Regions from separate parts of the Homo sapiens genome. Here region 1 is linked to region 2. Evidence: read pairs that join two places in POLR2A ChIA-PET (ENCODE). Cell type or tissue: PC-9. All regions are shown on one strand. Links, peaks and the distances in the headings refer to the core of each region. The heading gives the core; the rest is flanking DNA. Region 1 overlaps SSH2 (slingshot protein phosphatase 2). Region 2 overlaps SSH2 (slingshot protein phosphatase 2).

Region 1 (5,382 bases), core at 319-5,318, 120 kb after region 2:
CACTATGCCTGGCTAATTTTTTATTTTTATTTTTTGTAGATACGCGGTTTTGCCAATTGCCTGGGCTAGTCTCAAACTCTTAAGCTCAAGCAGTCCACCCACCTCGGCCTCCCAAAGTGCTGGGATTACATGCATTAACCACTGTGCCTGGCCCAATATTTATTTTTAATGGAAGACTGAAATTATACATTTATTTTCTACCATTAGCTATGTCTAGGACAAATAAAGCATGGATAAGAATTTTAATCCTAGTTAAGACAGGAATACCTTGGCTGGTTGAAGAGAAACAGCTCAGGTATTAGCTGTATTCTGTAGGGTTCATGAGAAATTAAGAGTCCAAGTGGTGGGAAGCCCCAAGGTTGTGGGGTTGGAGCATCCATCTTTGGAGATTACCAAAGCTATTTTTGCAACCAGTGATAAGGCTGTAGGCAGCAAGGGCAGGCAGGATGCCTGAAAGCTTAGTCCATTTTCATCTCCAAATAAGGAGGTGCAGAGCCAGATACCTTTCTTGAGTAGGTGGTGGGAGTTGGGGAGGAGATGAAACAAAGTACTCTCTGTCAACCTCATTCAAATTCTGCATAATCTGAAATAATGCTTTAGAGGAGGAGTATCCAGTTACATTGAACCACTACCTTTCTAATAATTGGAGAGTCAGCTACCTAGTTTGATTTCATATTAAAGTTCCAAGGGTGATTTTATTTTTAAGAGAGTCAGAAGACTAAAGGAAGTGACATAATCCTTCAGGTAGAGCATTAGGCTAGGCTGAGCGTTGTAGTTCTCCTGCCCCAGCATGGTTATCAGCATGTCATTTAGCTTTTCAGTTGTTTGTTTCCTCTCCCTATAGAAAAGGATAAGTGTTTCACAGAGATATTGTGAGAGTTGTCATTAAAAGGAAAGCATTCTGGATGGAAGGGCTCTTAAGTCAGCAGTCCCCAGCCTTTTTGGCACCAGAGACCAGTTTCCACAGACGGAGCAGTGGAGTGGGGATGGTTTCATGATGAAACTGTTTCACCTCAGATCATCAGGCGTTAGTTAGCTTCTCATAAGGAGCACACAACCTTGATCCCTCACATGTGCAGTTCACAATAGGGTTTGCGCTCCTATGAGAATCTAATGCTGCCACTGATCTGACAGGAGGCGGAGTTCAGGCAGTAATGCTTGCCCGCTGCTCACCTCCTGTTCTGCTGCCCGGCTTCTAACAGGCCACTGACCGGTACTCACTGGGGACCCACGCTCTAAGTTGTTGATCTCTAGAACCGATTTTGGAAAAGGATTTGCCTTATTGAAGAAGACAGGATCATTCTTCTTTCTTTCCCATTTAAGAATAATCGTTATTAAGAATATCGTTTAAGAATAATCGTTATTTCTCTCTTCTCAGACCTACTGAACGTGAACGAACAGAAAGGCTAATTAAAACCAAATTAAGGGAGATCATGATGCAGAAGGATTTGGAGAATATTACATCCAAAGAGGTAAGAGACCTTGAGTCCTTGTTTGTTCCAAGGCTAGCAGTGGGATAACAGTAGGTGTGGGGCTGGAAATAGTGCATGGTTGAAAGTACAGAGGGACTTTAAGAGATGGGTCCAATATATCATCTTTGTTTCAGATAAGAACAGAGTTGGAAATGCAAATGGTGTGCAACTTGCGGGAATTCAAGGAATTTATAGACAATGAAATGATAGTGATCCTTGGTCAAATGGATAGCCCTACACAGATATTTGAGCATGTGTTCCTGGTAAGTTTTAAAGCCACTTTAAGTGGTGTGCTAACGCTAGCCCATATGGACTCATGGGCAGGGGTAATTATTAAATTTTATTATACATAAATAAAATGTAACTTACTTTAAAGACAAAAGTGATAAGTACTCAAACCTCATCACTTCCTAATTATTTTATTACTTTTAGTGTGTGTGTGCGTGTGTGTGACAGTCTCGCTCTGTCGCCCAGGCTGGAGTGCGGTGGCACGATCTCGTCTCACTACAATCTCTGCCTCGCGGGTTCAAGCAATTCTCCTGCCTCAGCCTCCCGAGTAGCTGGGACTACAGGTGCATACCACCACACCCAGCTAATTTTTGTATTTTTAGTAGAGACGGGGTTTTGCCATCTTGGCCACGTTGGTCTTGAACTCCTGACCTCAGGTGATCTGCCCGCCTTGGCCTCTCAAAGTGCTGGGATTATAAGCATGAGCCACCATGCCTGGCCCTCATTTTTAATTTTATTTTTATTTTTGAAACAGGGTCTCGCTCTGTTGCCCAGCCTGGAGTGTAGTAGCACAGTCTCAGCTCAGTGCAACCTCAGCCTCGCAGGCTCAAGTGATTCTCCCTTCTCAGCCTCCTGAGTAGCTGGGACCACAAGCGTGTGCCACCAGCCCCCAGCTAATTTTTGTATTTTTTGTGGAGATGGGGTTTTACCATGTTTCCCAGGGTGGTCTCGAACTCCTGAGCTCAAGCAATCCACTCACCTAGTCCTTCCCAAAGTGCTGGGATTACAGGCATGAGCCATCGCACCTGGCCCCAAATTACCGGCATGAGCCATCGCGCCTGGCCCCAAATAGGATGATCCTTTAAGATCACTCTCAAATCTGCCAAATGTGTCTAAGTTCTGATATATCTGAGCAGAGCTGGTGGGAGCTACTATATAACTGAGAGACAAGAGACTACTGGACTTTCAAACATATGAAACCTTGTAGCTACACTTTGAGTCCCTACTTTTATGATTACCAAAAAATTGGTGACTAAAAATTGTTCTTCATGGTTCCTGAACATTTAGTGACCTTTTGTAATTAGCCCAAGGAGACCTCTCTGACAGGTAGATTTTGAAAGCTTCTAAAGTCTATTTTTCTCTCAAGTGTTAGAGTTTTAGTTCTTATCTGTACATTTAGTGGGAACAAAGTTAACAAGAATAATTAAAATCAATGGAGAATGCCAAAACCTCATTTTGTGTCCACTTCCCACACACTTTCACCAAAAATGCTTACAAGGAAGTAAATCAGTTGGTTTGAATTTCACTTCCTTTCTCTTCTTGAGGACGTTTATGAACTGTGAAATGATTAGAAGCTGGGAAACAGAAGAGAAGGAGAATAAATGCTCAGGAACTGACTAAACTGGATCCACCTCACTCTGAATATTCAAGAGTTTATTTCATGAGGCACTCAGACTATGCCTTTGAAGGCTTGTGCCCTGAAATAACTTGTTGACACTCTAGGATATATGTGTCTAGAGTGATTCATAGTGGTATATTAGCTATGAAATTACTCATGAAAAGCTGTGAGTTGGGAGGGGGACTTCTTTTCCATTACTTTAACTGACCAGTATGTGTTGGCATTTCTGGTTGTAGATCATACTGCAAAACTGTCATTGGCTTTTCCATTTGCAAGACACCTGGCTTTGTTGTCTCTTACATATACTTCCACAAGGATTCAGATATATCCTGCTCTTGTATTATTGGAAAGAATCTTTGTGTTATCTATAGAAAACTTGTGAGTCACTCGTTCTATGGGGCCCTCCCAACTGTTTCCCTGAGACTAATTTTTATGAAGGACAAATATCTGTAGTCAAAAGGAGCTCATGTGACTGAAGCTGCAAACTTGAAAGTCAAGTTTCCCATTGAGCTTGACTTTTAACACGTAAAAGAATATAGACATGATAAATATGAAATACAGTCAGATTCTGACTGATCAACCTGTTTTATTTCATGCATGCTTCCCTGTGTCTCTGGTGCCACCCACTCAAGAACTACTCCTCAAATGGTATATTTTAGGCCATGCAAGCAAATTTTAATAGTATTGTAAGCAGAAAAAACAATCTAATTTCCCCAAAATTACATTTCTCTAATCAACTACAAATGCATTTGAGCATTTGTGCCAGTAGATTAATACCATGATTTCATTATTGTCAGGTATAATCTTCTGTCTTGAGTTTTTTTCTTATTAAAAAAATAATTCTGGCCAGGTGTGGTGGCTCACACCTATAATCCCAGCACTTGGGGTGGCCAAAGCAGGAGAATCACCTGAGCCTGGGAGTTTGAGGCTGCGGTGAGCCATGATCATGCCACTGCACTCCACCCTGAGCAACAAAGAGAGAGCCTGTCTAAAAATAATGATAATCCATGTTCATTTTTAAAAATTTTAGAAGACAACAGATTATCATATTTATTTAATCATCAAGACTGATAATCACCATCATCTTTTATTATATAATATTGCCTTCCAATCTTTTTTTTTTTTTTTTGGAGACGGAGTCTCGCTCTGTCGCCCAGGCTGGAGTGCAATGGCATGATCTCAGCTCACTGCAACCTCCACCTCCCAGGTTCACACGATTCACCTGCCTCAGCCTCCCAAGTAGCTGGGATTAAAGGCACACACTACCACGCCTGGCTAATTTTTTGTGTTTTTAGTAGAGACGGGATTTCATTATGTCGGCCAGACTGGCCTTGAACTCCTGATCCTCCCGCCTCAGCCTCCCAAAGTGCCGGGATTACAGGCATGAGCCATCGCGCCCAGCCCCAATCTTTTTTACTTTTATTTATAGATGTACATATATATTTTTGTGTATACACACACAGATATGATACATTGTCTTTATTTTTTTAAAGAGTAGTTTTAGGTTCACAGCAAAATTGAGCAAAAGGTATAGAGATTTCCCATATACAACTTATCCCAACACATGCATAGTTTCCCCCATTGTCAACATCCTCCACCAGAGTGGAGTGTAACAAATGAGTGTAACATTTGTTACAGCACATTATTCTACATTGGCACATCATTGTAAACTAAAGTCCATAGTTTACAATAGGGTTCACTCTTGGTGTTGTACGTTATATGGATTTGGACAAATTTGTTGTCTGTATTCACTATTAGAGTATCACATAGAAGTTTTTACTTTTTAAATACACATCTGTGTACTTGTTTTGCACATCAGCATTGTGTATATATGTACATATTTTTGAACAAAGGAAAATCTCTTCAGCTTCAGGTATAATTCTGTATTCTAGAAAATGGACATTTTCTTTCTATTGTGAATATTTATTTGGGGGAAAAAAAACTTCAAAATTGAGGATCTCTGTAATTTAAATCCTACTTAACAAAGTAAATGCATGAACAGGTTGTCTAAACATCTTATTATACTTGTTCCTTGGTGGCTTCCTCCCTTTGTTTACACTGCCATATCCTATGTCCAACTCCCTATCTCTTCTCCATTGAGTCTTTGCCCTGCTGGCTTTCCTAGCAGTTGACACGGAAAAAGAGGCATTCTAGCTGCAAGTGGTGGTGTTGATTTTCTGCAGAGTCATCTCATCTTGCATAGCTGCCATGCCTGGAGCTCAACCAGATTGAGTAAAGAGAGGCAACAGGATTTCTCCTTCCCTTTGGAAGAATGCTCAGTTC
Region 2 (5,382 bases), core at 302-5,301:
GCAGAGAATGTTCCAAGTAAGTTCTGGTTCCCTTTTGCTTAACTATTCCTTCTGCAATTCATTTCTCTCTTTTTGCATTTTATTATAGCAGCCAGAAGGAGCCAAACCACTCCTTCACCACTTTGCTTAGAAACCACTGTAGTTGAATGTCCAATTCCACTGTTGCAAGTTCTACCTTCCACAAAATACTAGAACACAAACACAATCCAGCCCAAGTTCTTTGCCACTTTATAACAAGGATTGCCTTTTCTCCATTGTCCACTAACATGTTTCTTGTTTCCATCTGAGCCTTCGTCAGAAAGGGCTTTTCCATCCATATTTCTACAAATATTCTGTTCGTGGTTCTTTATGTATTCTCTAAGAAGATGGAAGCATTTTCTCCAGATCTCCTCTATCCTTTCTGAGCACTCACCAGAATTGCCTTTAGCAATCCCTTCATGGCAATCTTGGCTTTTTCTAGCATGCACTTCAAAACTCTTCTACCCATTACCTGGTTTCAAAGCCTCAGCACCCCATTTCTCAGGACCAATATCTGTATTAGTCAGGGTTCTTTAGAGAAATAGAACCAAAAAGGGTATCTCATAGAGATAGATAGATATATATAGAGAGAGGGAGAGAGGGAGGGAGGAAGGGAGGAAGGGAGGAAGGGAGGGAGAGAGTGAGGGAAAGAAAGAAAAAAGAGAGAGAAAGAAAGAAAGAAAAGAAAGAAATTGATTCTAAGTAAATGGTTTACATTATTGAGGCTGAGAAGTCCCAAGATCTGTAGGCTGGAAACCCAGGAGAACTAATGGTATAGTTCCAGTCCAAGTCCAAAGGCTTAAAGAACTAGGAGAGCCAATGGTGGCTCAGTCCACCATTTGCTGAGTCCAAGTCTGAGTCCGAAAATAGAAGACCAATGTCCTTGCTCAAAGGCAGAAGGAGGAACTTCTCCCTTATTCAGCCTTTTGTTCTATTCAGGCCTTCAATAGATTGAGTGAGGACTACCCACACTGGAGAGGACAGTCTGCTTTACCCAGTCTACTGATTCAAAGGTTAATATTATCCAGAAACACCCTCACAGATAAGCCGAGAATAATATTTAACCAAATACTGGACATCCTGTGACCCAGTCAGGTTGATGGTTGACACATAAAATTAACCATCATACAACCCAATTAAAAAATAAGCAAAGAACTTGAATAGACATTTCTCCAAAGAAGATAAACAAATAAGCAATAAGCATATGAAAAGATGCTCAAGGCCGAATGCAGTGACTCATGCCTGTAATTCCAGCACTTGGGAGGCTGAGAAGGAAGGATTGCTTGAGCCCAGGAGTTTGAGACCAGCCTGGGAAACATGGCAAGACCCCATCTCTACAAAAGATAAAAAAATTTAGCCAGGTGTGGTGTCACACACCTGTCCCAGCTACTCAGAATGTTGAGGTGGGAAGACTGCTTGAGTCCAGGAATTAAAGGCTGTGGTGAGCTAAGAAGGTTCCACTGCACTCCAGCCTGGGTAACAGTACAAGACCCTGTCTCTTAAAAAAAAAAAAAAAATCAAAATCACTAATCATTAAGGAAATGCAAATTGAAACCACGGTGAGATACTACCTCATACCCATTAGGATGGCCACTATCAACATAAAGCGTTGGTGAGGATATGGAGAAATTGGAAGCCTTGTGCACTATTGGTGGGAATGTAAAATGGCATAGCTGCAATGGAAAATAGTATGGTGATTCTTCAAAAAATTAAAAATAGAATATGATCATATGATCCAGCAATTCCACTTCTGGACTCCTGGGTAGATACCTAAAAGAATTGAAAGCAGGGTCTTAAGAGATTCATACACCCGTGTTCATAGCAACATTATTCACAATAGCCAAGAGATGGAAGCAACCCAAGTGTTCATCAACGATGAATGGATAAACAAAATGAGGTATTATATGTACAGTGGAATATTGTTCAGCCTTTAAAAAGGAAATAAGTTCTGACATGCCACAACGTGGGTAAAAATGAGGACATTAAGCTAAGTGAAATAAGCCAATCACAAAAAGTCAAATACTGTATGATTCCACTTACATGAGATACCTAGAATAATCAAATTCATGCGGACAGAATAATGGTGACTGGGGGATGGATGGAGTGGGAAGTTATTGCCTAGTGGGTACGGAGCTTCAGTTTTGGAAGATGAAAAAAGTTCTAGAAATGGATAGTGGTGGTGGTTGCACAACATTGTGAACGTACTTAATGCCAGTGAACTGTACACTTAAAAGTAGTTAAGATGGAAATTTTTATGTTTATTTTACCACAATTAAGAAACAATGTATTTATGCCATACTAGCCCCTTTTTGTGATTGATTGATTGAGACAGGGTCTTGCTCTGCCACACAGGCGGGAGTGCAGCGATACAGTAATGGGCTCAGTCCCACTTGAGCCTCCCAAGTAGCTGAGACCACCGGCATGCACCACTATGCCCAGCTAATATTTTCTGTTATTTTTGTAGAGACAGGGTCTCCCTATGTTGCCTAGGCTGGTCTCAAACTGCTGGGCTCAAGTGATCCTCCTGCCTCAGCCTCCCAAAGTGCTGGGATTACAAGTGTGAGCCACCATGGCTGGCCACCTTTTTGTGATATTTGAACTCCAGCAATATTTTTTTTTTCTCAGAAGACAGGCATAAAAAGATAACATAATTACAGAAAATCAGGTTTTATATCATTGACTATTGTTGCAGTACTTTTCCTTAGTTCAGCTAAAGACAGAGTTATTGTCCCATGGCAACAAAAATTTAGGCTCACAGATGATTGAAGGGTGAGAATAATGGGATTTATGGGGCAAAAAGGAAAACAAAGGGGGAACAGGGACTTTCTGCAAGGCTAGAATTCCTGCTGGTTCCTTCCTGCCTTGCAGTTTGAATCCCAGGTTTCACAAAGGAAGAGGAGGGGCCAGGCTCCTCCCCATGCAAATTGTGCGAACTTCCCGAAGCTCCACCTCAGTATGCAGGCTGGCTGGAGTTTTGCCAGGGAACCTTTCCAACCTGTTTGTCTCACTATTTGGTCAAAAGATAAATGGATGAAATTTGATGCCAGTATTTCCTTTGCATATTTATGAACTCAACTTTTTCTTGTGTGATGACCCACTTTGCTGACCGGGGAATAGCCAGGAAAATAACTATAGAAGTAAACAGGGCCGGGCGCGGCGGCTCACGCCTGTAATCCCAGCACTTTGGGAGGCCGAGGCGGGTGGATCACCAGGTCAGGAGATCAAGACCATCCTGGCTGACACGGTGAAACCCGGTCTCTACTAAAAATACAAAAAACTAGCCGGGCGTGATGGCGGGCGCCTGTAATCCCAGCTACTGGGGAGGCTGAGGCAGGAGAATGGTGTGAACCCAGGAGGCAGAGCTTGCAGTGAGCCGAGATCGCGCCACTGCACTCCAGCCTGGGCTACACAGGCAGACTCCGTCTAAAAAAAAAAAAAAAAAAGTAAACGGACTGGGCGCGGTGACTCGCGCCTGCAATCCCAGCACTTTGAGAAGCCGAGGTGGGTGGATCTCGAGGTCACGAGTTCGAGACCAGCCTGGTCAACATGGCAAAACCCCCATCCCTACTAAAAATACAAAAATTAGTTGAGCGTGATGGCACGCTCCTGTAATCCCAGCTACTCAGGAGGCTGAGGCAGGAGAATCGCTTGAACCCGGGAAGCAGAGGTTGCAGTGAGCAGAGATGGTACCACTGCACTCCAGAGCCTGGGCAACAGAGTAAGACTCTGTCTCAAAAAAAAAAAAAAAAAAAAAAAATGAAACGCCAATATTCAAACATATTAACTGTAAACAGCTGTCTCATATGGGTCAACCTAATACAATTATAAGATGATAAATAAAAATGAACAAGATTGCACTGAAATATATCTTGCAATCTCAGGACACCTTTTTTAAGGTGAATAGTGAATAGTTATGATAGGAAACAAAGTACTTTGAGATCTTAATTTAATTTTAATTATAGTAGAATTCTTTCATTCTTGTGTGTGCCAACCCCAAGATAAGAACTGTATAAAGTAAGGAGTTTTACATTTCTTCTCTCAATTCCAGCAATACATATAATATATTATACTTTTTTTGATTACTTTGAAAATGAAGAAATTATTTTTCATGTTCAGCTGAAACCCTCCCCTATTTTTAAGCCTGGTTTCTTCCTCTTTAGTCTTTCATGGACATAAAAAATTACTCACCATCTGCTGAAAAAATTCTTCACCTTTGAAAATTTGGTCTTTATAAGGGAAAAATGAAGCAAAATAAAAACAAAACAAAAAGAAAATTTGGTCTTTTCCTCAGTTGTTTCAAAGATAGCAATGAAAATAAAATTTGCAGCAGAGGAGAGGAAAAAAGCAATGTGGGCCAGAGCTGAGTCATGATGAATGAATGGGATTTAGATAGGAGAACAGAAGAAAAGGGTAGCATTCCAAACATAGGAGAGTGGGGAGAATGGAAGGATATCATCAAAAGTCTGAAAATAGGAGCTAATGTGTTTTAGGAAAGTAAGAAGGTAACTGTCTATACCTTAAAAGCAGAGGAGTTTCAATTTGATAGATCTATGTGTAGAAGAATGACATGACTAATTCTAAATATCACCAACCATTATTCAGGAGGTCATAGGATTCACAACTTCCCTAATTATTCTTTTTTTTTTTTTTGAGAAGGAGTCTAGCTCTGTCACCCAGGCTGGAGTGCAGTGGGGTGCAATCTCGGCTCACTGCAACCTCCGCCTCCTGGATTCAAGTGATTCTCCTGTCTCAGCCTCCCAAGAAGCTGGGATTACAGGCACCCGTCACCACACCCAGCTAATTTTTGTAACCTGACCTCAAGCGATTCACCTGCCTCGGCCCCCAATTACTCTTTTTTTTTTTTGAGATGGAATCTTGGTCTGTCGCCCAGGGTGGAATGCAATGGCACAATCTTGGCTCATTGCAACCTCCATCTCCCAGGTTCACGTGATTCTCCTGCCTCAGCCTCCTGAGTAGCTGGGATTACAGGTGCGTGCCACCACGCCCAGCCTATTTTTATTTTTAGTAGAGATGGGGTTTAACCATGTTGGCCAGGCTGGTCTCTAACTCCTGATCTCAGGTGATCCACCCACCTTGGCCTCCCAAAGTGCCAGGATTGCAGGCATGAGCCACCGCGTCCAGCCCCCAATTACTCTTTTTTTTTTTTTTTTTTTTTTTTTTTTGAGACGGAGTCTCGCTCTGTCACCCAGGCTGGAGTGCAGTGGCGGGATCTCGGCTCACTGCAAGCTCCGCCTCCCGGGTTCACGCCATTCTCCTGCCTCAGCCTCCCAAGTAGCTGGGACTACAGGCGCCCGCCACTACGCCCGGCTAATTTTTTGTATTTTTAGTAGAGACGGGGTTTCA

Evidence for each region. ChIA-PET counts read pairs that join two places held together with the same protein. Peaks named below come from ENCODE experiments on the same cell type or tissue, not always from the same donor. Only the 100,000 strongest peaks of a DNase experiment are listed, where the experiment ranks them.
Region 1: POLR2A ChIA-PET joins it to region 2 with 5 read pairs; 8 of 35 experiments call an interaction of 5 or more read pairs at or near these places.

What each region holds. Positions count from the first base shown.
Region 1 is chr17:29,663,220-29,668,601 of GRCh38, reverse strand. SSH2 (slingshot protein phosphatase 2) reads left to right here. Exons shown (of 16, transcript NM_001282129.2): 10 at 1,379-1,472; 11 at 1,607-1,735. Among named protein-coding and RNA genes, the nearest start is that of SSH2-AS1, 26 kb to the right of the region's middle. RefSeq lists enhancers at 1-918, 5,077-5,371 and a silencer at 5,077-5,371. In PC-9, for the core only: no CTCF peak of the experiment used is centred there; DNase peaks (open chromatin) are centred at 3,121 and 3,481; H3K4me3 peaks cover 1,639 bases; H3K27ac peaks cover 4,120 bases.
Region 2 is chr17:29,783,885-29,789,266 of GRCh38, reverse strand. The region is part of intron 3 of SSH2 (slingshot protein phosphatase 2); the gene reads left to right. Among named protein-coding and RNA genes, the nearest start is that of SSH2, 140 kb to the left of the region's middle. In PC-9, for the core only: no CTCF peak of the experiment used is centred there; a DNase peak (open chromatin) is centred at 3,016; H3K4me3 peaks cover 499 bases; H3K27ac peaks cover 2,864 bases.